Regions from separate parts of the Homo sapiens genome. Here regions 2, 3 and 4 are each linked to region 1. Evidence: chromatin loops called from intact Hi-C (ENCODE). Cell type or tissue: heart left ventricle. All regions are shown on one strand. Each heading gives the region's core, and the rest is flanking DNA. Links, peaks and the distances in the headings are about the cores only.

Region 1 (7,642 bases), core at 1,755-6,754:
GCAACTATTTGAAGACTCTGAAGAGTAAATGGTAGGAGGCAGATTGGGGAAGAAGACTAGAACTTAGAATATTGAACTGACAGTGCTTTTAACATTTTTCTTCTGGTATTCTCTGGTCTGGACTCAAATTAGTGCAAAACCCAGAAGTGGACTTGGGTGTGGACAGAGAGAATTCAAGATCTTTCTATTTCTGGCTTGAGTAGGAGGAGTCTCACATGTTTCTCACTCTGTTATCTTGCCCCCTCTCCCCCAGGTAATCCCATGGTGAGAACAGCAGGGGCATATGGGCACCTAAAACTCTGAGGAGTGGGGTGGAAACTCACTCACAGAAGTCTGGTTTTTCCTTCTCTGTTTTTCTGCTTGGCCCCAGTTGTGGCTAGCTATAGTCATGGAAATTAAGTGGCTGAACAAGTTAAGTAATGCTCCAGCTCTCTGGCTGAAGGACTAAGAAGGGGGAGCCTCAGCTGGGTGTGGTGGCTCAAGCCTGTAATCCCAGCACTTTGGGAGGCTGAGGCAGGTGGATAACTTGAGGTCAGCAGTTTGAGACCAGCCTGGCCAACCGGACAAAATCCCATCTCTACTAAAAATACAAAAAAAAAAAAAAATAAATTAGCCAGGCATGGTGGTGCACATCTGTAATTCCAGCTACTCGGGAGGCTGAGGTACCAGAATCACTTGAACCGGGGAGGCAGAGTTTGCAGCGAACTGAGATGGCACCAGCCTGGGCGACAGAGCAGACTCTGTCTCAAAAAAAAAAAAAAAAAAAAAAAAAAAAAAAAAAAAAAAAAGGTGGTGGAGGGAGCCTCAGGGAACCTAAAAGTATCAGGAATATAATGGAGAAGGAGAAGCTCAGGAACGTGAAAGTTTTATGTGAACCCCTGGGCTCCACACACGTGAAAGTTTTATGTGAACCCCTGGGCTCCACACAGACTGCATGCATGAATCTGACCCTAAACAGCATAGCAGTGACTTTGAGAACTGAACAAGATAGATACTGCCCAGGCCCCAGACTGTCGACTTTGTAGTACACATACAGAGCTCAACCAAATGGCACGGCAAGGGCTCTGAAAACTGAACTGATATTAGAGCCACAGAAGACAGGTCAGAACTTGTGACTCAAACTGAACCAGGTTAATTGCCTGCTTAAACAAAAATGTCAACATTTTCTGTAATATTTAAACAAAACCCAGAGTTTCATAACATTATTTTAAAAATATCCAGGAGATAAGCCAAAATTACTTGGCGCGCAATGAACTAGGAAAATCCCAACTTGCATGGGAAAAGATAGATCACCACCCCTGGGCCAAGTTGATACAGATACTTGATTTTTCAGTTTTTAATGCAGCCATTATGAAAATGCTTCAGGAAGTAAGAGTGAACATTCCTGAAATGAATAGAAAGATGGAAAGTCTCATTAAGAAATAGAATATATAGAGAACCCAATGGAAAATTTAGAAACGAAATTTACAATGAAAGATACAATAACCAAAGTAAAAAGCTTACCAGATGGGCTCGGTAGCAGATTGGAAATGATAGACCTTAAATAAGACACATTAGTACTTATATTACATATGACTGGTCTAATCACAGTAATTAAAAGACAGACATTAATGAATAAATGAAACAAGACCCAACTAAATGCTGCTTACAAGAAACCCACTTATAATGCTATAGGTGGTTTAAAAGCAAAAGGATGCAGGAGAAAAAAACATGCAAACACTAATCAAAAGAAGGTGAAGTGACTATATTAATTATTAGAAGAAGTAGGCTTCAGAGCAAAGAAAATAATTAGAGGCAAAGCAGACATTATAATGACAAAAGAATCAGGTCACCCAGAAAACTAGAGCTTCAAAATTCATAAAGCAAAAACAGAACTGAAATAAGAAATAGAAAAAATTCTGTTGTAGTTGGAGACTTCAATACTTCTTTTTTGGTAATCAATAGAATTGACAGACTGAAAATCAGCAAGGCTATGAAGGAACTGAATGGCACCATCAACCAAATAGTTCTAATTGACATCTTTAGAAAACACTACCCAACTACAGAGAATACATATTACTTTCAAATATGCATAAAACATTCACCAATATAAATCATATCATGGGTCACAAAATAAACCATAACCAATTTAAAATAATTGAAATACTGTAATTTCTGACTGGAATAAAATTAAACTGTAAATCAGTAACGGAAGGAGAACATGAATATGTCCAAACTCTTAGAAATTAACACACTTCTAAATAATCCATGTGTTGAGGAATTCTCAATGGAAGTTAGCAAACGTTTTGTACTAAATGAAAATACAACACATCAGATTTGTGGGATGTGGTTGAAGCAATGCATGAGGGAAATTTCTAGCATTACCTGCATATATTAGAAAAGAGGGAAATAATAATGTAAGCACCTACCTTAAGAAACTAGAGTAAGAAAAGTAAAATAAAACCAAATAAGTAGAAGGAAGAAAATAATAAAAGTAGAAATTGATGAAGTTGAAAGCGGAGAAAAAAATAGAGAAAATCAATGAAACAAAAAGCTGATTCTGTGAAAAGAAAAATAAAATTGACCAACAAGAATGACAAATGAAAAAAGAGAAGATATGCATTGCTAACATTAAGAATGAAAGGGGATTAAACTTCACTTCAATGAATTATGACAGAATACTATGAACAACTCTCAGCACATAAAATTGATACATTAGATGAAATGGATCAATTCCTTAAATGGATCATTTCCTTAAAAACCACAAACTACCAAAACCCACCCAAGATGAAATGATAACCTGACTAGCCCCATTACTGTAACTATTAAAGAAATTTAATTTGCAGTTAACCTTCTTAACAAAATATCTCCAGCCCCAAACAGTTGCCTGGTGAATTCCACCAAACATTTAAAGATAAAATAAAACCAATTTTACAAAATCTCTTCCAGAAAACAGAAGAGGAGGAAACACTTCCCAATTCATTTTATGAGGTCAGTATTACCATGGTATGAAAACCAGACATAAAATACACTGAACAATATTTATTATGAACAAAGATGCAAAAAATCCTCAACAAATATTAGTAAATCAAATCCAGCAATATATGAAAAGAGTAATATGCCATGGTCAAAAAGGATGCAAGACTCATTGAGTATTTGAAATTCAGTTAGTATAACCTACTGCATTAACAATCTGAAGAAGAAAAAACACAATCATATCAGTTGATGTAGAAGAAGCATTTGACAAAATTCATTCATTCATGATTTACAAAAAGCTCTTAGCAGACTAGAAATTGGAGAAACTTTCTCATCTTGATAAAAGACAATTTACAAAAACATATGTCTAACATCATAATTAATAGTAAAGGATTATTAATGCTTTCTCCCTAATATTAGGAACAAGGCAAGGGTGTTCACTCTCACCACGCCCATTGAATATTATACTGAAAGTCTTCACTAGTGCAATAGGGATGGGAAGAGGGATATAGATTGGGAAGGAAGAAATAAAATTGTTCTTTTTCACAAACAGCATTATTGTCTATGTACAAAATTCCAGGAAATCTACAAAAACAAAACAAAAAATCAAACACTCCTAGAATTAATGTTTAACAAAGTTATAGGATATAAGGCCAATATACAAATTCAATTTTGTTTCTATATACTAACAATAAACAATTAGGAATGGAAAGGTTTTTAAAACACCGTTTGTAATAGCTCCAAAGAATGTGAACTACTTATAATTTTGGCAAAAAATACCATCCCAAACAAACATATATTGCATCTATAGTTGAAAACTATAGAACACTGATAAAAGCAATCTGCGAAGATGTATAATAAATAGACATAACAGGTTTATAGGTTAGAAGATTCAGCAGAGTAAAGATGTCAGTTCTCCTAGAATTTATAGATTAACATTATTTCCAGAAAGATTTTGTTGTTGTTGTTGATTTAGACAAGCTGCTTCCAGAATTTGTATTAAAAGGCAAAAGAACAAGAATGGCTGAACCAATTTTGAAAAAGAAGAACGAATAGGAAGAATCATACTACCTGATTTTAACATTTACTCTAAAGCTATGGTGATCCAGATTGTGTGGCATTGGCAAAGGGTTGGACAGACCAATGGGACAGAAACAGACCCGTACAAACACAACCAGTTGATTTTTGGCAAATTTGCCAAAGCAATGAAATAGAAAAAGGACAGTCTCTTTAACAAATGGCATTAGTTGGACCTATGAAAAAAAAATGAACCTCAATCTATGCTTCTTTGTACAACAGTTATCTCAAATTGGATCATAGAGCTACATATAAAGAGGAGAAACTACATATTTTTAGAAGAACACATAAGAGAAAATCTTTGTGACTTCTAGTTAGGCAAGGAGTTTTCCCACCACTTCTCATGACCCACAGCTGGGTAAGGTTAGCCTGGAGAGCTTGCTCCCTGTTTTCTGTTTTTGAGAGTTGTTCAGCGTGTGCTTCTGTTCATTGGAGGCACTGTTCTAACTCATTCCTCACCACACCCCTGCAAAATAGATAGTATGGTATAGCCGTGTCATTTTTGAGATGAAGAAACTGAAGCACAGAAAGATGAATAAATATACCTTGAGTGTAATAAGTTCCATGAGTGGCAGAACAGGAAATGCTCTCTTCCTAGACCTGTGGTGCCATCTACCTCTGTGTTCTGATAGACAGTCTCAGCCTCCACATTCTTCTTGAAAACACAAATCATGAATTTTCATGGCTCCTGTGACCCAGACGTGTGTTTTCAGGGCATCTGTTTTGTTCTTCTGTGTGGGTTTTATTCTCAGGCCCACGTTTGAGGTTGGTGGGTTTTTGCTGCTTGTAGTGCAATATTAACCCACATGAATCTATTTAGCGCCATCTCGTGTCTGGAGCGGTTTACAGGCCGGATTGCTTTAGTAGTAGTGGGTAGGTACAAAAAAGATGTAGTGGGAAAGATTTGATTACCAAAATATGAAAAATTAGCGTGATCGGACACTTGAATTCCATTAGACATGAACTTTGTAGTGATGCACCTCTTCCAGTATGATCCAGTTAATAGAATGTTGCGGGGAACAGATCAAGTCAGCTTTTAAACCTTAGTTTGCCTTCTCCCATTGTAATAGTGTCCTGGCTTCTTGGGCACTTGGCCAGTACCAGAGGCCCTGAGCTCTTGGGGGGAGGCCTTCAGTCCCAGCTTCTCAGCCTTGTGGAGAGTCTTCCCCGTGGATATACCTTCCAGAAGGCTAAAGAGTCTACCTTCTCTCTCCCTGTGTGGTTAGCTGATTTAAAGGAAGGTGCCAAAATGTACCTCAGGATTGGCCTTTTCAGCAGCGGGACTCAGAATGGGAAAAGGACAGTGGAGCAAACTCCTCTTCCATGGAGACTTGCCAGTTTGTTTGGGAAGGGAAGGAGGGAAGAAATGGGAAAAAATAGGGCAGAATGTGCCGAATTCTTGGAGCTCTTCCATGAGGTAGGGGCTGCATCTTTCTGCAGGAGGGTGGGGGTGGTGGTGGTAAGAAAGGATGCACTAGTAAAAAAATTCTAAAAACAAAAGCATGTAACACCTCACATTATTCAGTCTTATTTTTGTTCTTTTTTTTTTTTTTAACATATTTTACTTTTCCATTACAGAAGTAATCGATGCTCATGTTAGAAAGCTGGGAAAATAGGAAAAATACATCCAAAGAATATATACTCAATCACAATGGTTAATATTTTATGGATTTCCTTTTCTTCTTTGTATGCATGAAGATTGGAGTGTTATAACTGGGCACGGTGGCTTATGCCTGTAATCCAGGCACTTTGGGATTCCAAGGCTGGTGGATCACTTGAGCCCAGGAGTTTGAAACCAGCCTGGATAGCAGAAGGAGACCCTATCTCTACAGAAAAAAAAAAAAAATAGCTTGGTGTGGTGGCATGTGTCTGTGGTCCCAGCTACTCAGGAGGCTGAGATGGGAGGATCATTTGAGCCTGGGTGGATAAGGCTGCAGTGAGCCATGATGGCACCACTGCTCCAACGTGGGTGACAGCGTGAGACCGTGTCTCAACTAAAAGAAGATTTGAGTGTTTAATAATGTGATGTTGCTTTTTACTTATTTTATTTAATTATGTGATGTTGCTTTTTACTTATACTTGCTTTTTACTTATTTTATGAGAAACATTTTACAAGTTAGGACATAGCTTTGGTAAATGACTGTGTACGCTGAGTTCTAGGACCATGACAGGTATTTGTGTTTTAGTTATTATTTTGGTATATTAAATAATGCTTCAGTGAACACCTTTGCTTCCTTTTTTATTTTGTTTAAACTTAGAGCTATTTCCTTAGAATAGGTTTCCCAAATCATGATGACTGGGAAAGGGCTTGAAGAGGACTTCGAGGCTCTTAGTATAAACACATACGTGCTCACCCACCCTGGCTGGAAGTGGGCTCTGCTACTTAGGCAGTGATGGAGATTTTGGTCACATCCCTTCACTTCTCAGAGCCTCAGTTTTTTCTTCTTCCAAATGGAGGTAAAAATACCCACTGCATATGGCTTTTCTATTAATAATACCTATAAAGTCCCTCTGGAGAACTTGGCACACAGTGAGCGCTAAATACATGGTAACTTTACAAAATAATTATAGTTCTAGATAGCCTTATTACAGGTTTCTACCAGTTTGCCCTACCACCAGCAATGCATGAAGTTATTTAACCTCTCTAGTGTTTGATACATAATCATTTCTTTTTAAAATACCTTTGCCAATTTGAGTGAAAACACTACCTTATTATTATTTTAATTTGCATTTGTTTTATTATAGTGAGAGTGAAAAATTTTGCATGCTATTATAAACAAGTTTGTTGTCTCTCATATAAAATGCCTTTTTTCTATTGGCATTTAATATTGTCTTACTAGTTTGTATTAACTATTTAAAGAAATTATTCTTTAACATATTTGTTGTCATAGATCCACTTATCTAGTATAATTTTATATCAAACTTTCATATGCTGCATTCAAATGCTGCATACAGATTTCTCATTAGGATGAGAAATGTGATTATAATTGTAATCTCTTTGTAATAAATTCTGTGAATTTTTTTATTGTATCTATAATTTTACTTGCAAATTATGACAATATGTATTTCCAACAATTTTGTATCTTATCATTTTTCATATCTTATTAAATTTGCCTGAAATTCTATAGCAGTGTTAAATAATCCATGGGTTTAATGAGCATCATTTAAAAATTATTTCTGATTAGTAGGAATATCTCTAGTGTTTTACCATTAAATAGACTATGAATCTGTTATTTCTCAAAATATACTGCTTATTGTGTCAAGGATATGTCCAAATAATTTTTAAATTTTTTGAGTTATTACATATTTAGGAGCATATTTTTTCTCAGAATAATGTGGTTTTCTTTTTCTTTTTTCTCTTTTTTTTTTTCTTTGTTCAGACAGAGTTTTGCTCTATCACCCAGACTGGAGTGCAGTGGTGCGATCTTGGCTCACTGCCACCTCCGCCTCCTGGGTTCAAGCAATTTTCCTGCCTCAGCTTCCTGAGTATCTGGGATTACAGGTGTGCACCACCACACCCATCTAATTTTTGTGTTTTTAGTAGAGACAAGGTTTTGCCATGTTGGTCAGGCTGGTCTTGAACTCCTCACCTCATGTGATCCACCTGCCT
Region 2 (7,642 bases), core at 1,234-6,233, 200 kb before region 1:
GATCTTATGAGAACTCACTATCACAAGAACAGCATGGGGGAAACCACCCCCCTGATCCAATCACCCCCCACCAGGTCCCTCCCTCACACCTGGGGATTACAAGTCAAGATGAGATTTGGGTGGGGACACAAAGCCTAACCCTATCACTACGTCATAGAAATTTTCTGAATACTAAATCTGTAAAAAGTACTTAGAACCTCATCTGGCGCATGATAAGCATTCCATAAATGTTAACAACTATTATTATTTCTGAGCCGAAACTGACATAGTGTCCCATAGTGGGGAAGGGAGTATGCCTGTGATTCTTTAATTTTCCTTTGAAAGTTTTAGCCATGAAGGAAGAAAAGGGTGTATTTACTGGAAAGGCAGGGATAAAATGATTGTCTTTAAACAGATATGATTAATTCCCTAAGAGAAGCCAAAGGACTTAGCAAAAAGATTTTTAGAATCAGTGGTAGCAGGGAAATGGCCATATGTAAAAGAAATACATAAAAGTGAAACTTTCTCCAATATGTCAGTTTTAACTAATTAGAAAATATAGTGGTGGAGGGAAGCTACCAAATTTAAAGGGATCTTATGGTGGATGTCCTTTGTTTTATTTTATTTAAACACACACACACACACACACACACACACACACACACACACACACACACACACACACACATATATATAGAGAGAGAGAGAGAGAGAGAGCAAGCAATATGTGAAAATACAATAAGACCAAATAAGGTTTTCCTAAGAAGTCAAGAAGACTTACGTATATGTGTATATATAATATATATGTTATATACATGTAAAACTATTATATTGGACTCTAATTCTTGAACTCTAAGGGATGAGTCTTATATGGTCTTGTATTATTTTTACATATTGCATAATTTGATTTCTCAATATTTTCTTAGATTTTTGCATCTTAGATTTTCAGTGTGTCTTTTTGGTTAGGTTTTAGTACTGAGGTTACACCAGTTCCCTAAAAAACCAGGGACTCTTTTTATCCTTTGTAAGCCCTAGAGGTGGTTATACAGTGAGGCAATTGTGCAGTGAAAGGCAGGGTGGTGCAGGTGACCGTGGAATCAGATTCTGTGCTTTCAACCCTGCTTCTGTTTCCACCAGCCCTGTATGCAAGTTACACCATTTCTACAAGCTTTGTTTTCCTCATCTGCAAAATGGACACAGAAGTAGTACCTACATCAGAGGTGGGTGGAAGCAGGGGTAGGGAAGGGTGAGAGGTCACAGATGCCCTGTTGTGAACCTGGCTGAATCTGGCCACACTCTTCACCCACTTGCCTCTTCCTTAGCTGGTCCCCTCCTTTACTCTGAACCTGGGATCTGGGGCCTCTTCCCCACCTCAGCCTGCTTCCACCATCCTTGTTTCCCAGTTCCATGCAGGTTTCTTCATGTATAGGATTTTGTGTACAGCAGAAGATAAGGTAGGAGCTAGAATATTGAAGCAGAGGAATTGTAAGTGATTAAACTTCTAAAAAAAATAGGACTTTTTTTTTTCTTCTATGCTCTCTTAATTTCCATTAGGGTTTAGCTTAACAAACCAATTGCCTGGTTTCTCGGCATCCGGAAAAGATGACCCCTCCAGGATGGTGGGCTTGCTGGGTCTTGGCAGTCATTGTTTTTATTGAGAGGCCTGGAATCCCAGAGTGACCACCCTACATGCTCACTGTGGGTCTAGAGAATTATGTGGGGAAACACACACTCAAAGTGCAACTTTGCAGTTGTTTGAAGATACAAGAAGGGGCAACCAATGGACTCTTTCTGAAATTCTCCAGAACTTGGGGGCATTCTGAAATGTCTTCCCTGGCCAGCTCATGCTTTTTCTCTCTCTGGGCATCTATAGCATGTTCTTTGTCTGCTATTCATTTGACATTTACCATTGACTTATAACTGCTGGTAATGCGAATTACAGAAAATCCTTGAGATTGGAAGACTAGGATTTACTGTTTCTAATAGTTAGAGCCTGGCCCCTGGCAGGGGTTCACTGATTTTCTGCTCCTAGCTGCTGTCCCCGCTACCCCAGAAAACCTTTCTTGGCAAGTCAAACAAAAAGCTGTCTATAATTCAATTTGGTGCACTTAAATCAAAACTTTCTTCTGGTCTGGTCAGAAGAGTTGAAGGAGTGTTCATGTCAGGATTTTTGAGAGTGAGAGTTTTTTGTGGAGAATATGTTTTTGTGGAAATCTGTGTTCACAGGAATCTTGAACTTCTGTAGACATCGTGTATTGGCTGCAAGCTTCTTGAGACTAATGGCTTCCATATAAAAAATGTAAAACAAATGAACAAAGGAAAATGGAGGGGCTCATTGAATTTTGAGGGGACTCTGAATGCAGACTCTACTTGAAGCAGCTGCTCAGCTGGAGGCTACTGCATGCTTTGCAATTATGCAGCTGGGTTTCCTATTTTCTTTAAAAGAATCCATATTAGTCTGTTCTCATGCTGCTAATAAAGATATACTCGAGACTGGGTAATTTATAAAGAAAAAGAAGTTTAATGGACTCACAGTTCCTCATTGCTGGGGAGGCCTCACAATTATGGTGGAAGGTGAAGGAAGAGCAAAGGCACATCTTACATGGTGGCAGGCAAGAGAGTGTGTGCAGGGGAACTGCCCTTTATCAAACCATCAGATCTCATGAGACTTATTCACTATCACAAGAATGCCCCTGTGATTCAGTTACCTCCCATGACTTTTGGGGATTATGGGAGCTACAATTCAAGATGATATTTGGGTGGAGACACAACCAAATCATATCAGAATCAACAAACCATTGTTTAAACCATACTTCTGTCTCTTACCTGGTCAGATGAATAAAAAATGTAATTGATGTAGTCATTACTGTGAATTCATAATCACAGTATTAGTAGCGTGCCTTGGTGAGATCTCTGTTCCCTTCTCTCCAACACAACCACACACCAGGAGGCAGGAAAGCACTGCCAGATTCTGTTATACATTAAGCCCTGGTGGAGAGAGGTGAGGATGGACAGGGAATCCCGCTTCCAAGAGCCCTGCCACACTACCTGCTGCCATGCTGTTGGCTGGCTCTGCTTTTCCTTTGTCCACTGCCTTCCCCTTTTCTCCAAACCTCAAAGCCTTTGTTCCTGTTGGGTAGCCAGGACTCATGTTTTCTCCCCTTTATCTCCTTCTACCAACTGCTCCGTGCTTTGGTTCCTCTCTGCATAAAGCAGAATGGGCCCTAGTGGGAGTGGAACCTGGGGAGGTCTGCCCTTTTCCTTCCTCATGAGAAATGCAGTGAGAAGGAAGCAGAGGTGAGATGTGGTGTGGTGTAAATTGACGTTTCTGATAATAAGTAGTCTGTAAGCCTTCTTTTGTAGATTCCCATTTTCCTGTAAAAGTACAAGAGAAAAGCCAACACAGTCTTGAATTGATACACAGTAAAGCAGTTCTGATTACCCCATGATGTGTTCCCTTTTCCTATATCTGCCCCCAACCCCACAAAAAGGTAAAAATAGCCATGAGAATGATGAAGCAGATTTGTGTTGTTACATTCCAGGAATTTCACTTCATGGACACAGATTTTAAAATTTTCCCAACATGGTCAAGCATGACTTTGTGCAGACTCTGTGGATGGAATGAATCGATGGAGCTTGGCAGTGAGATGCATGTGCCAAACCAACAAAGTCAGACTTCTTTATTTTATTTTTGTGAAAGTCCTGTGATGTCAACATTATTTCAGGATAGATTCTTATTCAGTGTGGGTCTCTGCTTCTCTGGATCCCCACTTAAGTGGGTATGTCAGAACCTTCACGTGGATTGACAGCATGTGAGGTGTCTCTGCTGACTCCTCTGATGCCCCTGTTTTGTCTCCTGTCTCGTTAGGCGGGGCAAGAAGCACAGCATCATCCTAAGGACGCAGCTGTCTGTGAGGGTCCATGCCTGCATCGGTGAGTGACACCTGCCCTCAGGAACTAAACATATGATGAAAGACGCGACTTATGGGAATAAAATAAAGATTCACTGTTATGCTGTCTGTTTGCACTAGCCCCTATCATGAGTTCTTAGAGTTTTAGTGAAACAATTTCCAGCAATGATTTTTGAAGGCCTGTTTCATTCCAGCTTCCTCTGCTGTTTGGTTAGTGACTGGAGCGTGAGGTAAGACAGCTTGCTGGTGAGGTGCCTTTTGGCAGTGCTGGGGTAGATGAGGTTCTTCTGGGGACTGTGCCATTGTGAGCCTCTAGCACATTGACCTGATCTTCACGTGCCTCCTGGTGGCTCTGTGAGGCATGCCTGTGGGCAAGTGGAGTCTGGGGCTCCAGGTTGTTATCAGGTGACTAAAAGGAAAATCTTGGGTCAGTGCAGGATGAGGGTACGTGTGGATACAGGGCAAGATGCTCTTAAGCAAGCAAACATATTTGTGGTTCAGAATGGCTTGCTGCGGGAAGCCCAGTTTCCTCCTGGTAATGGGCCAAGTTGCGGCAAGAATATAATGTCATAAGAAGGAAAAAAAAGGAACTAAATTTCACTTTATGCCTAGAAGTTTTTAGTATCTGAGTAATTTTGCTTTTGTTTAATGTATGGTGTGGTCTTCATTTAATCCTCTAATCAAAAGAGCGTAGATCATCCTGTTGAGTCCTAGTCTATACCCGAAAACATATTCATGGGTGGAGTGAAGGAAATTATTTCTGGTCCTTCCTTCACTCTGCTTCCCTATTGGAGACCCAGGGATGGGGAGACCCAGGGCTGGAGATGGAGGGAAATCCATGTGATTTCACTTCATTTGGTGTGGAGGGTGGTGAGGTTGCAAGTGTCTTGAGTAACAACCTTTGCCTCACTCTGCAGCTAAAGAATAATTGTTCAGGTGACTCAAACTTCAGGGACTGAAAGGTCAGGGTGTCAGGAGGATTGGTAATCTTGTTGGAAACAAAGTAAGATCTGTAGGACCTCCAGCCAATATTGACTATTCTGCTTCTCAACTGCTTGTAGCACTGAGTAACTGTACAATGTATATGGGCACTTATATTAAATCGTGGCTTTTTTATTACCTGCTTCGTGTTTTCCCAGTGATTTCATATGTATAAATCATGTCTCTCTAAAGGAAAGGTCTGTGACACGACTTTGGATAAACTTCCCCCTTACCCTCATCCCAGATCTAGAACAAATCCAGGCACGTAACATGTACTGAACAGTGTTGAAGTTAAATGTTGAAACACAGTTGATAACTACAAGAAATTTGGGACATGAATATGAATTGTTTTTTCCCAGGAATAGTAAGGTGGCAGAAAGCAGACTTGCATGAAAATGAGCTCAATCCAAATCCAAATGAGCTAACTCCTTTTAAGGAAACTCACTCCTTTGCAGTATGTAGTCAAATATTTCAGGTACAGGATTTTTTAAAAACAACTTCTGTGTTATTGACTTGTCTTATGAACTTCTGTATCCTATCGTCCCATGTGATAGATGTAAGATGTGTGACATCTTATCCTGTGGCATGCTGAGCACCGACAGCCTCTGAAGCCCACACTCAACCAGGACACACATGCTCCCTGCTCTTGGGGTTGACCTGGGGTTTATGGAGTCAGTGTGCTTGCTCACAAACCTCTTTATGCCAATTGCACTGGTTATCAGAATTATGTAATTTAATGAAATAGTACCAAATATTTCATAAACTAATTAAATATGACTACATAAAGGTCACTGCTTCTTTGAAAGTTCACTATTTTGGAAAAGACTCAAAATTAGTCACTACAGAAGCATTTCTGTCAATGTAAATGTGTTATGATAACTATAAAAGGCGAGGGGGAATATTATAAAATCTAAGAGGATTCTACTCTTCATAAGCATCTTCAGCTCCGCTGGACTTCAAAGAAACTAGACTGGAAATCAGACCTTGTTATTGGAGTGAGTTGTAAAAGAAAGTCTACATGGAATTCCAATGGGTAGATCCTTATTCAGAGAACTATTTGTGCCTCATCACAGGTAGACCGGCATGTTTTGCCACAATAGCTGCGAGTTCAAAATGTTGTAAGGTCTTGTTTATGTTTATGTATTTTTTTATGTATTGTTTTCAAAAGGATTTTCTGCTTTAATCAGCTTTTACCATTAATTGCCTTAGGCCTGATTATGTCAGATGAGAGGATTTGGCCGTATAAACTAACAGCAACACCTAAAAAAGGAAAAGTTTTTCCTTTGTATTAAAAGCCTTTTTTAAAATTCCATTTCCTACTATTAGCAAGATCTGGAATAGGTTTATTAGCACTAAATATTATACTTTGGTTATGTATAGAAAATGGAATGTGTGCAATCATGTTGATGAAGTACCTTCCCCTATTGTGACATATTCTTTCCCTTTCCAAATGGCAGTGTTAGATGAGATTTCTTATGGATAAAGAAAACAATACCCGGAACAATTTTGAGTCAAAATGACAATCGGAAATATGACAAGGAGAAAATAAACCTTTTTCACATCTGTTGTTTTAGTCTTTGTTTCTTCTCAAGGTTATTTCCCTCTTTACCACAGAAGAAATAGTTGAAATATTAATGCTACAGGCTTGGGGCACAGTGGCTGCTGTCTCAGCCTCGCACCACATGCAACTCCCCTGAAGACGTTCCTTCCACCCACGATTGGACTGGAAGGATCCAGGACCAGGGTTTGTCTCCTGGGCTTAAAATGCTATCAAGTAAATGTCTCAAAAATAATGCTTTCCTCACCCTACATTCTCTTCTCCTTCATTCCTGTTTTTATTAAGTAGAGGAATGTTTAGAATCCAGGACTGCATGTTAATGAGTTGGAGGTGAGGTGCTTTTGGAATTCTCCAGTGTTAACTTTGGAATCCAGCACCCTTTGGGATGAGAGTGTGGTGGGTGAGCCTTTATGGTTAGCAGCCCAGCAACCCTCACGAAAAATGAAGGCCACAGGGGCTCTGCTTCGATGGTTACAGCTAGCAGCTGAAGCAGGTCTTTTCTGGTAGTGTAGTGGCTCTGAAGCATTTGGCCGGAGGTTGGAATGAGATTTTGGTATAGAGAGAGGCCTCAAACTTTTGTACCTCTGTGCTTTATCTCCACTGTAATTTTTATTTCTTTGTACATTTTTGGTATGACCACTTGATATTGCAGCGAACGCTGCACTTGCCTTCTTAATCTAGCTTCGATCTTTTCAAAGAAATGAAAATTTTGATGGTCATATCGTGGGCATACACTTACAGATAAGAATTAAGACGTATGATAGACATGAGAAGTCTGCATTTTATGAGGTTAGCTAGAGAAAATAAATTTTTTGGTCCCTGAAAAGTGATCCTGTTTCCAGACACCAGAAAAATGTTCAGAGGGCCAACTGGCTCTGATAACTAAATCTCATCATGAAGAGAAAGGAACTAAAGAATTGTGGGGTAAGGAATGGAATCTAGGACTTAAAAAAATAAGGTTTGAAGTCGTTAAGACCCTAAAGTTAATATGTGAGTGTTTTTTACTGGCTGGCTTTGAAGGCATTTTGTTGGGCTAAAAACCCCTGGGCTTCAATTTTCTGAAGCAGATTTTGTCTTCCCATTTAGAAAGTAAAACCCTGGCGATTGATTCTCTGGGTTCCAGGAGGCCTGTCCTTTCAAGTGTCCAATATTGAGTTAAACAAAAGTGTAAAATTTGGGTGAAGATTCCAAAATATCATTTATGCTTGCAGCT
Region 3 (7,642 bases), core at 1,715-6,714, 480 kb before region 1:
GGCAAAATTGGCCCCAGTGGCAACTACTTCTTCAAAACTGCCCTGAAGAACTGCACTGCAGATATTTGCTTCTACATCTGTCTTCACTTCTCTTCTGCGAAATCCTAAAGGCCTGGACAACTTCTTCCTTATCTTAGGATAGCCAGTGACTGATTCTTGCTCAGATCTTCATAGGAAGCACCCTGAAAGGCCAAGGAAGCATTGGCAGATCTTCCTAGAACTTCAGGAAATCTGAGGCCATCACATCTAGCTCTAGCACTCCGTGTGGTGCCTTAATCACTTCTACAATGTCCCCTCCAGATTCTGTAAAGAATTCAAGCAATTGACACTTATCTCCCTGCAGGGGTGGGGGGCTCATTTTTAAAAAGTTTTTATGGTAAGCTGAAGCTTGCTGACTGTCTGACTTTACCCAGTGTCTCAATCCTTTTTTTTTTTTTTTTTTTTTTGAGACATTCTTGCTCTGTCACCCAGGCTGGAGTGCCGTGGCACGATCTTGACTCACCGCAACCTTTGCCTCCTGGGTTCAAGTGATTTTCGTGCCTCAGCCTTCTGAGTAGCTGGAATTACAGGCATGTGCCACCACACCCGGCTAATTGTTGTATTTTTAGTAGAGATGGGGTTTCACCATGTTGGCCAGGCTGGTCTAAAACTCTTGGCTTCAAGTGATCCACCTGCTTTGGTCTCCTAAAGTGCTGGGATTACAGGCATGAGCCACCCATGCCTGGACCCATTGTTCCAATTCTATTCTCTGAATTCTTATAAAATTAGCCTAACTTTACTTCCACATGATAGCCTTTTAGGTTTATGAAGACTACCATTATAATCATTCACTCAATCATTTAACAAATACATACTTGAAAAGGAGAAAAGCAACCACTGACATGTGCAGTTGGCCTGGCTCTATCACCTGGCCCTCTGTGGTGTTAGGAGCTCATCTGGCATCACAGACAGGTCATGGTATTCTTCTGATGAACATAAACAATCTCACAGAGCACCTACATCAGACAAGGGCACTCTATGACCTCGGTAAAGTGAGACAAAAACCAAACCAAACAAAAACAAGACCACTTCATAAATTTTATCCAAGAACAGGAAAAAATAAAGTCACTGTGTAAACCACAAAAATAGCCTCCTCTTCCTGCTAATATAACTGCTGCTTCTTTACCAATTATATCCTTAGCCTTGCTCTCTTCTTCCCCCTTCTAAAAAAAAATTTATTAAAATACCCAATCAGATAATTATTCCTGCTTCCTGGCATCATTCAATTCAGAGCAAAACCTCACTTCCTTGAAACCTCTGCCAAATCACCTAACTTAAGCCCAAATCCTCCTTGCTAACATACCAAGCCATTCCATGGTTCCCCCTCTTGTACATTCTCTTTCATGACAACAAGCCAAAAACTCAACTTGTTCAATTACAGGTATGTTCCTGGTGGTCTTTGGCTGGAAGGCATTGACATACTGAACACCTAATATAAGCCAGGCACTAGGGATAGGGCAATGAATAAAACAAACAAAAATCTGTGTCTCCGTCAGAGCTTCTGTGGAAGTGAAGAGTGAACCAGGTGAAAGCATAATATGGTGTGTTAGTTGTGCTATGTGCCATGTGGAAAAGTAATGTCGAGGAAGGAATATGGCTGTTGGGATTTTGGTTCACTAGGAACAGGCTTACTAAGGTGCCACTCTGAGATCTGAGGGAGGGGACATGTGACCCGTGCAGCTATTTCGGGGTGTTCAAAGAGCGAATGGCCAATACAAAGGCCCTAGGACAGGAAGGTGCCTGGGGTGGCTCAGGAGCAGCACGGAGAACTCCTGTGGCTGGAGTGGGTGATCAAAGAGGAGAGGAGTAGGAGACAGTAAGATGGGGCGTGAGGAGAGAACAATGATCAAATAGGGTCTTATAAACCACTGCCAGGATTTTGGCTTTTACTTTGCATAAGTGAGATGGGAAGTTGTTGCAAAGCGTTGAACAGAAAAATCACGTGGTTTCTTCTTCTTTCTTTCTTTTTTTCCTTTTCTTTCTTTCTGTTTTTTTTTTTTTTTTTTTTTGACAGAGTCTTGCTCTGTCACCTAGGCTGGAGCACAGTGGCATGATCTTGGCTCACTGCAGCCTCCGCCTCCCGGGTTCGAGTGACTCTCATGCCTCAGCCTCCTCAGTAGCTGGGATTACAAACACATGCCACTATGTCCACCTAATTTTTGTATTTTTAGTAGAGACAGGATTTTGTCACATTGGCCAGGCTGGTTTCAAACTCCTGACCTCAAGCGATCCTCCCACCTCAGCCTCCTAAAGTGCCGGGATTACAGGCGTGAGCCACTGTGCCCGGCCCAACATTTTTTTTTTTTTGTAAAATATCTTTCTAGCACACTACATTGTTTATCTATTTAACTTACTTCTTGTCCGCCTATTCTTTTTTTTATTTTTTTTGTAAAGACAGGGTCTCGCTATGTTGACCAGGCTGGTCTTGAACTCCTGGCCTCAAGCAATCCTCCTACCTCTGCCTCCCCAAAGTGCTGGGATTACAGGAGTGAGCTACTGACCCCAGCCTCTCTGCCTATTCTTACTAGAATAAACGTTCAATGAGAGCAAGGATTTGGGTCTATTTTTCTAATTAACAAACACTGCACAGAACAGTGTCTGGTTATAGTAGGGGCTCAATAAGTACTTGTTGAATGAATAGTTTTTGGATCCATTGTGACTTTTGTCTCACATCCATGAGCATGCTCCTTTGGCAGTGTTTCTCTAAAATGATCAGGGGATGTTCCAGCCAAATTCTGGAATAGTAGGATGTTTCTCCTTTGTTCAAACCCTGGCATTTTATGGTGCAGCCCAGCAAGCCTAGCCTGTTTGGCAGGCATATCAGCCACTTCATGCCTCCCTATCCAGAACCTTGTACTTTTCCTGCGAAGAAGAAAATCTACAGTCAGCCAACCCCTCGTAGCTCAGGATATGTGCTGTATCTCTAACAGTGGAATCACACATCTCATAGGAAATGGAGAAAAAGGACATCAGACATCCGACTGCAAAATCTCTTTTAAGAAAGGATGTCCCCAATAAAAGAACAAAGAAAGGAAGGAAGGAAAGAAGGAAGGAAGGCAGGAAGGCCCAGCTTGGGCAACATAGCAAGGTCTCATCTCTACTAATATATACATAAATAAATAAAACCGGCATGGTGGCGTGCACCTGTAGTCCCAGCTACTCAGAAGGCTGATGTGGGAGGATTAATTGAGTCTAGGAGTTTGAGGTTGTAGTGAGCTATGATTGTGCCACCTGCACGCTAGCCTGGACAACAGAGTGAGACCTTGTTTAAAAAAAAGGAAAAGTAAAGATGCCAAACTTGAACTCCCAAATTTTCAACTTTGGAGACCGTAGACAGGAGTTTAAGTTTCTTCTGTGGCATCAACTAGCTCTAGGACTTTAACCAAACCAATTAACCTCTCCAAACTTCGTTTTAGTCATCTGCAATATGAAACTAATAAGGCCTATATAGTAAGGCTGTTATGAGGATTGGGTAGAATTATGTAGAGGACTATAGTAGACCTTAGTAAATGCTATTTTTTCTTACTTCATAATCTCTTCCCATTTGCCAAATGTTTTCGGCTAAGATGAAGTGGGAGTAAAAATTAGCTGGGCGTGGTGGTGAGTGCCTGTAATCCCGGCTACTCAGGAGGCTGAGGCAGGAAAGTCACTTGAACCCGGGAGGCGGAGGTTGCAGTGAGCCGAGATCATGCCATTGCGCTCCAGCCTGGGCAACAAGAGCGAAACAGCGAAACTCCGTCTCAAAAATAAATAAATAAATAAATAAATAAATAAATAAATAAATAAATAAAGGACAACTGTGATATCTATTCTTTTGTATCTGGCTTTTCCCACTTAGCATATGTTTTCAAGGTTCATCCATGTTGTAGATAATTTTTTGTCTACAACGTTTTTGGAGATAAATTTGTTTTGTCTACAATTTTTTGTAGACAATTTTTAAATTGCATTTTCTTGTATGAGTGAGATTGAAATCCTGTAATATGTAAGCTTTTATATGATAAAAAGCCATTTGCGTCTTTCTCCATGACCACTTAATTCATGTTTGTAGTCCATTCCTCCTATCCAAGAATAGGAAATAACTTTACATGTACTCAAATATTTTGGCCCATCAGCAGCATTTGAGTTTCTCTTCACATACTTCTTGCACAGTTATGTTAAATAAAACTAGTTCTTTAAATTTACACCAAAAAAATAGCTAGTAATTGAACACTAGTAGCATCATTTCTAAATTAGTCATCTTCTCAATTTGTAAAATTTGAAGTTGTGTTAAAATTCCACAAGGTGGCAGACTGGTTCTACTAAGTTGGGCTTACTGCATGGGTTTAAATAACATCCTAAATGTGTTATATGCATTCAATGGAATAGTATTTAGCTTTAAAAAAGTGATATTCTGACACATGCTTCAACATAAATGAAAAAACTTTGATAAGATTATATTAAGTGAAATAAGCCAGTTACAAAAGGACACATATTGTATGTTCCACTTAAATGTGTAGTCAAAATCAGAAAGACAAAGTAGAATGGTGTTTGGCTGGGAAAAGAAGAAATGGGGAGTTATTGTTTAATGGATCCACAGTTTCACTTTCAGAAGACATAAAAATTCTGAATATGGATGGTGGTGACGACTGCACAACAATGTTAGTGTACTTAATGCCACTAAATTGTACACTTAAGAATGATTAACAAGGTAAATTTTATGTTATTGTATATTTTACCACAATAAAAAAGATGGTAAAAAATAAGATTCAAGTAAAGAAATGTATAAAGAATACAAAAGTCTTCCACTGTACTGTGTATCCTTCCAAAATTTCTGTAAGTACACCCACACCCAGGTGTGGTGTGTACTCAATATTTTACACTGTATTGTTCAATCAAGAGAAATATCCACCTCATCCTTTTTTAGAAAAAAACTTAGGAAAAGTTACTTTTTTCCTATGCAGTAGAATTCTGTGAGATTCACTACATATAGATTTGTGTAACCACCACCAAAATCAGGATACAGAATGATTCCATTACCATCTCTCAACCCCTGCCCCCCAAAAATCAAACTCCTATGCTAGTATTTTACAGTCACAGCCTTCCCAAAATGAACCCTGGGCAACCACTGATCTTTTCTTCCTATCATATTATCTTCTCCAGAGTACCATATAAATGGAAACATGTAATATGTAACCTTTTGAGTCTGCCTTCTTTCACTTAGCAAAATCACCATGTATTCATGGAGGTTGTTGCCTGTGTCAGTAGTTTATTCTTCTCACTACTGGGTAGTATTGCACTACACAGATATACCACAGCATTATTTATCCATTCAACTGTTGAAAGACACTTGGGTGGTTTCCAGTTTCTGGTGATTGTGAATAAAGCTGCTATACAAGTTTTTGTGCAAATGTTAAGTTTTAATTAGTCTAGGGCAAATACACAGGAGAGGGATTGTTGGGTCATAATGTACCCATAATGTAGTTGTATATTTACCTTTGTAAGAAATTACCAAATTGTTTTCCATAGAGGCTGTACCATTTTGCATACCCACTACCAATGTATGAAAGTTTAGTTACTCCACATCCTTGCTGGATATTGATATTGTCAGAATTTTTAATTTTAGCCATTTTAGGAGGTGAATACTGACAGCTCATTATGGTGTTAATTTGCATTTCCTTAGTGATTTATGCTATTGAACTCTTTTCATGTGCCGCCATGTGTTCTCTTTGGTGACATATCTACATATCTATTCAAGTTTTTCCCACATTTTAAAGAACTAGGTTGTTTGTTTTCTCACCATTGTGTTATGAGAGTTGTTTTTATATTCTGAAAACAAGTTCTTGGTTGGATATGTGATTTACGAATATTTTTCTCCCAGTTCATAGTTTCTCTTTTCTATTCTGACAAAACAAAAATTTTCAATTTTTTTTTTTTTTTGGTGGAGGAGACAGGGTCTCACTCTGTTGCCCAAGCTGGAGCACAGTGGCACCAACATGGCTCACTGCAGCCTTGACCTCCTAGGCTCAAGGGATCCTCCTATCTCAGCCTCCTGAGTAGCTGGGCCCACAGGCACATGCCACCATGCTCAGCTAATTTTTTACTTTTTTATTTTTTGGCAGAGATGGAGTCTCACCATGCTGCTCAATTGCTCAGGCTGGTCTTGAACTCCGGGGCACAAGCAATCCTCCTACCTTGGCCTCCCGAAGTGCTGGGATTATAGGTGTGAGCTACTGCGCCTGCCCAAACATTTTCAATTTTTCTGAAACAAATTATCAACTTATTCTTTTATGGATTGTGCTTTTGGTTCAAGTTTGCCTAACCCCAGGTTAGGAAGATTTTTCTCCTATATTTTCTTCTAAAAGTGTTATGGTTCTATATTCATATCTATGATCCATTTTGGATAAAGTTTTGTTTGGATTTTCATTTTGTTCTTTTGCCCATAATGTTCAGTTGTTTCAACACTATTTTTTGAAAAGACTGCTATTACACCATTGAATTGTCTTTTCACCTGTGTCAAAAATAAGTTGATTATATTTGTGTAAGTCTATTTCTAGGCTCTCTATCCTACTTCATTGATTTGTATATTTTTCCCTTGGTCAGAACAACCAAGTCATGATTATGGTAGTTTTATAGTAAGTCTGAAAGTCAGATAGTATGATTCTATCAACTTTATGCTTCTTCAGAATAGTTTTGGTTATTCTCATTCCTTTGCCTTTCTATATAAATTCAAGAATCAGCTTGTCTATACTTAAAAAGATCCTGCAATGATTTTGATTGAAATGAAAACATTTATTATGTTTTTTTCCAATCTATGAACATAGCATATCTCTCATTCAGCGTTTTTTTTTTTTTTTTTTCTTGAGACGGAGTCTTATTCTCTCACCCAGGCTTGAGTGCAGTGGCGCGATCTCGACTCACTGCAAGCTCCACCTCCCGGGTTCATGCCATTCTTCTGCCTCAGCCTCCCAAGTAGCTGGGACCACAGGTGCCTGCCACCACGCCTGGCTAATTTTTTGTATTTTTAGTAGAGACAGGGTTTCACCGTGTTAGCCAGGATGGTCTCGATCTCCTGACCTCATGATCTGCCCGCCTCGGCCTCCCAAAGTGCTGGGATTACAGGTGTGAGCCACCGCGCCCGGCCGCTTGTTCTTCTTCTTCCTCTTCTTCTTCTTTTTTTTTTTTTTTAAACACAGCATTTTGTAGTTTTTAGTATAAACACCCTTTACATGTTTTGTTAGAATCATACCTAAGTGTTGCAATTTGGAGGGAGCAATTTTAAATGGAATTTTATTTCTTAATTTTAATTTCCAATTGCTCATTGTCAGTAAACAGAAATAAAATTGACTTTTGTGTGTTGATATTGTATCCTGTACAAAGCTCAATTCACTTATTAGTTCTAGAAGTGTAACCAAACTCAGGTCCAGCTGCTCACCACCTATCAAGCTAAAAACACAAGAAGCAATGCATGGTAAAAGAAAAGTAACCTTTATTTCAAATGCCATCAGTGAGGGAGATAGCTGAGCTCAAGTCACAAAGAGATCATCTCAAACTTTTGGGCTGACTGAGGGAGTTTCAAAAGAGAAACTTGCTGTGAGAATCATGTAGGAGTGTTGCAGGGTGCAGC
Region 4 (7,642 bases), core at 1,253-6,252, 180 kb before region 1:
GGTCAGAGACATTCCATGGAGGGACCATAGGGGCACCTAGTGTCTGGGGGGCAAAGTGTACCCACTTTTAAAGGGGGTGGCTCATGGAACAGGGAGAGGCCATTTTTCTTAGGATTGGTCTGTTCCTGGACAGATGCCAGGATCCCTGTTTCTTCAGGGGTGCTTGCAGGTGCCTGGAGTCCAGACAGGGATCCCTTGGCCTGGCTGGGGTAGCCTTGTTCATGGGAATTTTTTCTCGATGATAGGAGGGTCCTACAGGGGATATACCATAGCCAGTGGTAAGTTCAGGGAATTAGAGCTCAGGAAATTCAAGGCCTACAACTGCAGTGAGTGAGGCACATACTGGATCTTAGCAATGTCCTGGAAGCCTGGGGTTTGTAACCAGACATGCCTGGCTGAGCCCTGGGTTTACCACTCAGCAGCTGTGTGACCTTAAGTAGGACCCTTGTCTCAGGTGACTCTTGTAATCTTCCTAGGCCTCAGGTGACTCTTGTAAAGGGCATGGTTGGTCATCGTGTGCACACCTTACAGGGTGGGTTGGAGGCCTGGATGAGATGATGAGACACCTCCTGCCCCTCCAGCTTTCGTTCTGCTGGTGGCTTTCCAGACAAACCATGTGGCCCCCTGACTGTGTTGGTGCCTCCCCTGTGTCTGCTGACTCCTACTCAATTCTTAGGCTCTGCTCAAATGTCTCCCCATGCCACAGGGAAAATGGCTTGTGGTCTTCTTTGTCCCCCACAGCTGAGATGGGGCATGTAAAGCACTTGTCATAGGCCCTGTGGCATGCTGTGCTCACCGCACACGTAAGCTCTGGCTGTCCTGCCCAGTGGCACTGGACCCTGGTGTAGCGGGGTGGACTTTGGAGCTGGCCCTCCTGGTTCATACCCTGGCACCACCACTTAGAGGCTGCATGACCTTGAGCAGGCGATTTCTCACCAGCTCCATTTTCTTACCTGTAAAATGAGACAGTCATAGGGTTTTGGGGGGTTAAATGAGTGAATTCATGCCAGGTGCCCAGAACCCCCACCCAGCACAGAGTAAGCACTGTGCATGGGGTAGCTATAATTGGCTTCCCTAGCACAATGCATAACACATGATGGGTCTTAATATATCTATATGAATAATAAGGCCAGCAGAGTGTGGGATTATAGTGAGAGCCGAGCTGAAATATCAGACTGTGGAGTCATCTTCCTTTTCTTCCCAAAACCCTCTCAAGTTTCCCTGAAGTGCTGATAACTTATAGTGGCCAAAGCTGAACAGTGTCTGCTAAGAAAGCCCTCCCTGAGTAGTGGCCAAAGCTGAACTGTGTCTGCTAAGAAAGCCCTCCCTGAGTAGGGGACAGAGGAAAGTCTACTTCCTGCCCTCCCAGGCTCTGATCCTCAAGCTGCTGTCACTTAGAGACCTAGAGACATGGCAAGACTGTGTAGAGTGAGGACAGGACTTTCCTGGGGCCAAGCAGGGTATATCTCCTGCTTCCGCTTCGTCTGATCTTGTCTGTGTTTCATGCGCAGGCAGCTAATTTGTACCTCATAGATTCTTTTTCCTTTGGCTACTGTCATGGCAGATGGGAAAGGAGGTTTTAATGAATTAGTGTTTTCTTTTGGAGATTAGGCTTTCATTATAAATATAACTGCTGACACACAGCCTTCTGGTACTTACATATCATTTGCCAATTAGGATAATGGACTGAGAAAGTCTCTTGGAAAGTGACATGGCCAAAGTGAAGCCTGTAACTCAGCTTAGGGTTTTGGTGAGTGAAGTCCTTTGCCAACTGGAAGCAACATATATTAAGTCTGCCCACAATATGCCTGTGCTTAGAGGTCTGAAAATATTCATGACCTTTGAGAAAGAAAGATTAAAATTAGTAGGCAGAAATGCTGCAGCCAGCTCCAGTTAGTTTGTGATGTGGTCATTCCAGAGTGTCTGCCATGCTGGCCACATGCTTCTGGGACGGCTGCAGGGCAGAAGGCTGCCTGCTTAATTTTAGAGTTAAACAAACGTAATGGCGAAAGCATTTATGATGGATCTGAATCTGGTGTGGCATGCTGTGATATTTCCATCACTGCATTTAGGGGTCCAGATCTTCTGGACACTTTCTCTTTCCTTGTATTGTTCTCTCCAAGGTTTCTCCACCTTGACACAATTGACATTTGGGGCCAACACTTCTTTTTTGGTGGGGTTGTCCTGTGAATTGTAGGATTCTTGGTGGCATCCCTGGCTTTTACCCACTAGATGCCAGTTGCAATGCCCCTAATTGTGACAGCAAAAGATACTCCTAGACATTGCCGAATGTCCCTTTGAGGGCAAAAGTGGTTGCAGTTGAGAACTGCTGCTCTAGAGCTGGCCCCAAGACAGTCACAGAGGGACTAAGAAGCTGTCCGTAATCCCCACCAATTCAGGGTATTGGGCTACACAAAGGCAATCAGTCATTCATTTCCCCAGGAAACCATTCTCCTGGAGTCCCAGTTGTGTGCCCAACTAGACCTGGAGAATACAAAGGGGAGTGAAATGAGCCTAATTCTCTAAGCAGCTTAAGGAAATGGGTGTTGTGATTGGGGCCAGAAGGCTTCCTCTTAAATTATACTGATCCTACTGCAGGGTTGATATTAGGGTCCCAAACTTCAGAAAACTCTGGGTTCTGATGGTTTCCTATGTGAGGGCAGGGAGCTAGTTAATCCACTTGGATCCACAAGCCCGGGGACTACAGATATATTAGTCTTAGGAAGGGACTTGGAAAGTGAGTGGCTTGATTAAAACTTAGAAGGGTTTATTTAAATAACAAGAAGGGGCTGAGGGAACCATGGGAGAAAAGACACACAGATGAGCGTGAGCAGAATCAGAGTGAATTTGCTAACAAAGCAAATCCAACCTACTTGGGCAGATCAAGGAAGGAAAGAACACTGGTATGGGAGTAGGGGAGTGAGAAATATCAGGCTGAGTGAGGGAGACCTGGATTTTCTGAGCCGTCTCCTGGGGAGCATGCTATCTGTCTTATGGATTCATTGTTATGGTCAAACAAGATAATATCAATTTAAATATTGGGCTTCCCAGATGAAAGTCATTATTAAGGTCATCGTGTAGACAGTCTTCACAAGCAGACATTGAGATTTTTACTTTACAAAATAGAAAATAAGGAATCATTGACATGAGATTTTGAGCAGGGGAGAATATTCTGGAAATGGCATATAGAATTAATTGGATGGGAAGGAGCCAAGAGGAAAGAGCGGTATAGCTGGCCAACAACCATCCCCACCCCGCAGCACTAGATGGGGACCACCCACCATGCATGTTTTGAAAACCTAGGATTTTTACTGTGAACTTACAGATCTAAGTGTATTTGATGGGTTTCAATCAGTTGCACTTAATGTACTTGAAGTTTGAGTTGTCCCATTTTTGGCCACTGGAACCCAAGGAGGCTTCTGAATCATCACGGGTGTTCTCTTTAGCTTCCTCTCTTAGTGGTAGAGCAAGATGTTTCAGTTCATCTTATGCATCACTTGCCCCAGGCCTGTAATCAACTATGTCTCTAGGAAGCCCAGTTTGTTGTTGTTGTTGTCGTTAATAGAAAACATTTCAAAACTGCAATTTGAGTGCTGCAGATGTTCACTGCTACTGGATTGTCATAGTTTCTGAGCCTCCTCAATGGGAGAAGCTGGGAGATACGTGTTGTATACATGTATATTTATTTACCTAGGATAAAGTAGCTCATGAGAGCATACTAATACTTCAAATTCAAGTTCTGTGCTACAAGGTTTTTACATAGTCTCTTCTATATTACACCCTCATCTTGTTTCTCTACCCCTACATGTCCAGGTTATCAAGAACACAAGAGTGGATAGAATTAGAATATCCCATATTTACCCACTTAAATTTATATCACACTCAGAGAAATATCAGAATAACAGTACTACCACCATCAATATAACTACTGAGAACAGTTTAGGTTTTTTTTTTTCTTTTTTTGTGTGTTTGCTCTTCTCATTTAAAAATATCTGTATCTAGGGAGGCTGAGGCAGGAGAATGGCATGAACCTGGGAGGCGGAGCTTGCAGTGAGCCAAGATCATGCCACTGCACTCCAGTCTGGGTGATAGAGTGAGACTCCGTCTCAAAAAAAAAAAAAATCTATATCTGCATTGTCAGAATGCATAGCCATTGTAAACTATACTCACTTCACTTTAGCTGTCATTTTCTCTTAGTTCTGCAGGTTTCTTCATGTTTAAAGTTCACCATCAATCTTTATGTTGATATCTTTCTAGTCATTTTGTGTGTCTGAAACTCATTCTCGAGTTGGGGAGTCTTTGATGTAAAAAAATGTTTTCATAATAATTCTTTTTTTTCATAATAATTCTAAGATGGTATTTTCCTTTTATTTATTCCCCTCTTTCATTCTCACATGAGTGCATGGAGTTTTCCAGAACCTCTGTGACTTGTGATATCACAACAAATTAAGTGTATAACAGATATGTGAGTCTGGCTGTTACTAAGAGAAATATTAAAAGGATTTACAAAAATAAAAGCAGTGTTACTCTTATGAATTTTTTTGTTTGAGAAAATAGTTATTTTTTCTAAAATATGTTGTATGTACATTAGCACATACTGGGTTTGCTATTTTTGATTAATTCATAAAGAATTAAAAATTTCTGTTTCAACTTCTAAGAGGTAATTTGTCTGTAGATATTACCCACATAAACACAGCTCTTTGGGATCCTAAATAAATTGAAGAGGGTAAGGAGTCAGAAAAAATTTGAGGACCCTCCTTCTAGTAGATTCTTTAGAAAGGTCTCTGAAATTTTGCACGTTAACAGTTTATTGGTATGCTTTATAAGATTTTTGCCATGTATAATATCCTTGGCCAACATTTTATGTCCTTGTTACTGCATTTTTTCGTATATAAAGTATTGCTTTTGAAAAGTCTGATGATAATAAGCTTTTATGTCCCTTGTTATTTTTGCCTAAAAGATTTATTTTTTTCTGTAAAGTCCAGTAATTAGACTGTGTCTTGGTATAGGTCTTTCTGAGTCAGTATCCTCAAATACATGGGGGATCTTTTATGTGGTTTCAAATTATATATAAAATTTTAGGAAAGTTTTCTTATAGTTTTCAATATTCTATTCCTTTGCTTTGGTTCACCTTGTTTCAGGGACCCCTGTTAGGTGTGTGTTAGACCTTCTTTGCCTACCTGCAGTGATTCTGTTTCTCTTGAATCACTTTTGTCATTTCTTTTTGATTTGAAAAAATGTCCCCCTTTAACTTTCTGCATCTCTTGAAGCATTATTATTATTGTGTTTATTTAGTTTTCTGTCCTAGTTTATCATTTCTTTAATGACTTTTCATTTATTTAAATTCAAATGATATTCTTGAGTTCTGTTCATTTCATTTCTGTTTTTCTAATTCTGATTTATGTTCTTAGCTTGTATCTCTTATTTTGAAAAGGTAGGTTATAAATTTGATTTTAGGTATGACTTTAGGTACAATTTAGGTGTGATTTTAGGCACTTTAGCTATGACTTTTTGACATGCTTTAATTGTCTGTACAGATGTTATTAAACTCCTTATTCTCTTCTTCCTTATAATAATTCTGTATGAAATTTGACCTTGATATTTTTATGTTGCTCATTTTTATATAAAATCAGTTTTCTTGAACTTTTAGCAGGAGGCTTGGTTCACATTTTTTTTTTAACTTCACAGACATCTATTGTTTTAGCATAGGGTTTAGAAACATGACTGATTGCATTCTGAGATTTCTTGTCTCTATTCTTGTCTCTCACTTTTATTTTGAGCATTTCTTTCCTTTATATTACTGCTCCACTATTTCTGAGTTTTAATTCCACTCCCAGCAGTTTCTCCTATCCTGGAAGGAATCCCTGGGGGCCAGTTTTAAGAATTCATAGAAGCTAGATTGCTACAGATCTTTTAGTCCAAACCATGGGACCATTGACTTACCTAGCATTAGATTGGTCAATACCCCTCTCAGTTTCAGCTGCTGTTCTCAAATGAGCCTAATATACTCTCCAGTGAATATCTGCTGGTTATTTTGGCTTCTCCTGTTCTCAGGTCTGTCAGATGTCTCATTGTTTCCCTCTACTCTCTGCTGAACAGATAATAATAGCATGCATATCTCAGGCTGTTGGTGGTTTGTCCTTCTACCCTTTTATTTTAGTGTTTGTAGAAATTGTTTTTACCCATTTGTATTTTGACATTTTTCATTTTATAAATATTGCTTATGGTGCTTTTGTTTTGCTTTCTGGTTGCTTTTTTAAAGGATGGGTTTTAGATACTAAAAACTATTTTGAGATTCACACACATTTGTAACAAGTAGTATAGAGACCCCATATGCTCTTCACCCATTATTTGTTATATTTTAATGTAGATTTATATAGAGATTCAAATAGTATGTCTCTGCCTCCATCTTTATAGAATCCTGTCTTTATTGGTGATTTTTAAGATAATTTCCTAAAAATGGTTACTTAGAATTCAGTTTACTTTTATATAATGAACTCCCAAAACAATAGGAAATGCCTTCAAGAGAGAAGTGCCCTTTCCTATCATGTAAAATTAGAAGACTAGGGGTCCGCACTCTAGGGCTAGTATGGTTGTTCCAGGGGGATCAGATTGACTGCTTGAGTTTTAGGCATTACTTCTGCATTCTAGGCAGCAGAAAGGAGGGAGGGTTGATGAAGGACTTGCCCTATGCTCTTAAGAGGCTTTCTGGAAGTTTACTGGAACATTTCTGTTTACATGTTATTGGACAGAATTTAGTCATGTGGATACAGGTAGCTGCTAAGGAGTCATGGAACTGAATGGTTTTATCTGGCTACTAGGCTACCCAAAGAAACACTGGGGTTCTTCTAGTAAGAAGGAGAGAGTGGATATTTTAATAGGCAACCCAGAAATGAATGGGTTTTTCCTGCTGTATTCTTGAACACAAACGTGAATAAATATGCAGGAAGTTAAAAGGATATTTTGAGTATGATTTTAATCTTAACATATTTTTCTCATTACATTTATGCTGTTCTGCAAATGAAAACAATTCAGTGCTATGAATTGAACTATTTGCACCATATCTTGGGATGCTGATGGCATCTCAGTGCAGATCTTTAGTCTCTTGGCAGTAGCAGTAGGTGGAGAGAGATGTTTCTCCTTCCTGCCTTTCTAGCAATACTTCCTAAGATGCTGTCTTTTAAGTGTGGTAATAAGCTGCTTTCAGTTCTTTTGGATATATACCCAAGCATGGAATTGCTGGATCATGTTGTAATTCTATAACCACTGTTTTTTTCAGAAAGAAAATGCCGGCACTCAGTACTGGTTAGGATTCCAGTTGCAGTAGGTGCTCAGAGCCTGAGGGGAGTGGAGCTGTTGTGTAGTCTCAATGATTTGTTCCATTGTGATGGTCAGGGCATATCAGGAACAAGCCAGGGCAGGTGGGTGCCTGCTGTATGGTTGGTGCCCTGTGCATGCCTAGGCAGAGCTTTAAGCGAGTGGTCAGTGTAATCCCACTCATTCACATGTGCTTTGCGTTCCCTTCAACCTTTGTTCCAAGTTCCAATTTACCAAAATAGGTAAAAGTCTGCCTATTTTCCATGATGCAGGTACATTGTATGTCTGTGACCCCCTCTAAAGGGATGTTTTTGGGTACATTTCA

The links. Hi-C counts contacts between places; a loop is a spot of excess contacts. Peaks named below come from ENCODE experiments on the same cell type or tissue, not always from the same donor. Only the 100,000 strongest peaks of a DNase experiment are listed, where the experiment ranks them.
Region 2: it touches region 1 in a loop (2.1-fold over the local background); 4 of 110 quality-filtered maps call a loop at or near these places.
Region 3: a loop joins it to region 1, with 5 times the contacts of the local background. A loop is called at or near these places in 24 of 110 quality-filtered maps.
Region 4: a loop joins it to region 1, with 2.6 times the contacts of the local background. A loop is called at or near these places in 3 of 110 quality-filtered maps.

Annotation. Positions count from the first base shown.
Region 1 is chr18:36,567,580-36,575,221 of GRCh38, forward strand. The region is part of intron 5 of FHOD3 (formin homology 2 domain containing 3); the gene reads left to right. Among named protein-coding and RNA genes, the nearest start is that of TPGS2, 260 kb to the right of the region's middle. In heart left ventricle, for the core only: a CTCF peak has its summit at 4,849 (motif pointing left); no DNase peak of the experiment used is centred there; H3K27ac peaks cover 1,181 bases.
Region 2 is chr18:36,368,833-36,376,474 of GRCh38, forward strand. It overlaps FHOD3 (formin homology 2 domain containing 3), which reads left to right. Exons shown (of 29, transcript NM_001281740.3): 3 at 3,848-3,912. Among named protein-coding and RNA genes, the nearest start is that of FHOD3, 75 kb to the left of the region's middle. In heart left ventricle, for the core only: a CTCF peak has its summit at 4,280 (motif pointing left); no DNase peak of the experiment used is centred there; H3K27ac peaks cover 2,580 bases.
Region 3 is chr18:36,091,792-36,099,433 of GRCh38, forward strand. No RefSeq gene overlaps it. Among named protein-coding and RNA genes, the nearest start is that of RPRD1A, 28 kb to the left of the region's middle. RefSeq lists a silencer at 7,026-7,186. In heart left ventricle, for the core only: a CTCF peak has its summit at 4,317 (motif pointing right); no DNase peak of the experiment used is centred there; H3K27me3 peaks cover 536 bases.
Region 4 is chr18:36,391,209-36,398,850 of GRCh38, forward strand. The region is part of intron 3 of FHOD3 (formin homology 2 domain containing 3); the gene reads left to right. Among named protein-coding and RNA genes, the nearest start is that of FHOD3, 97 kb to the left of the region's middle. In heart left ventricle, for the core only: no CTCF peak of the experiment used is centred there; no DNase peak of the experiment used is centred there; H3K4me3 peaks cover 115 bases; H3K27ac peaks cover 5,000 bases.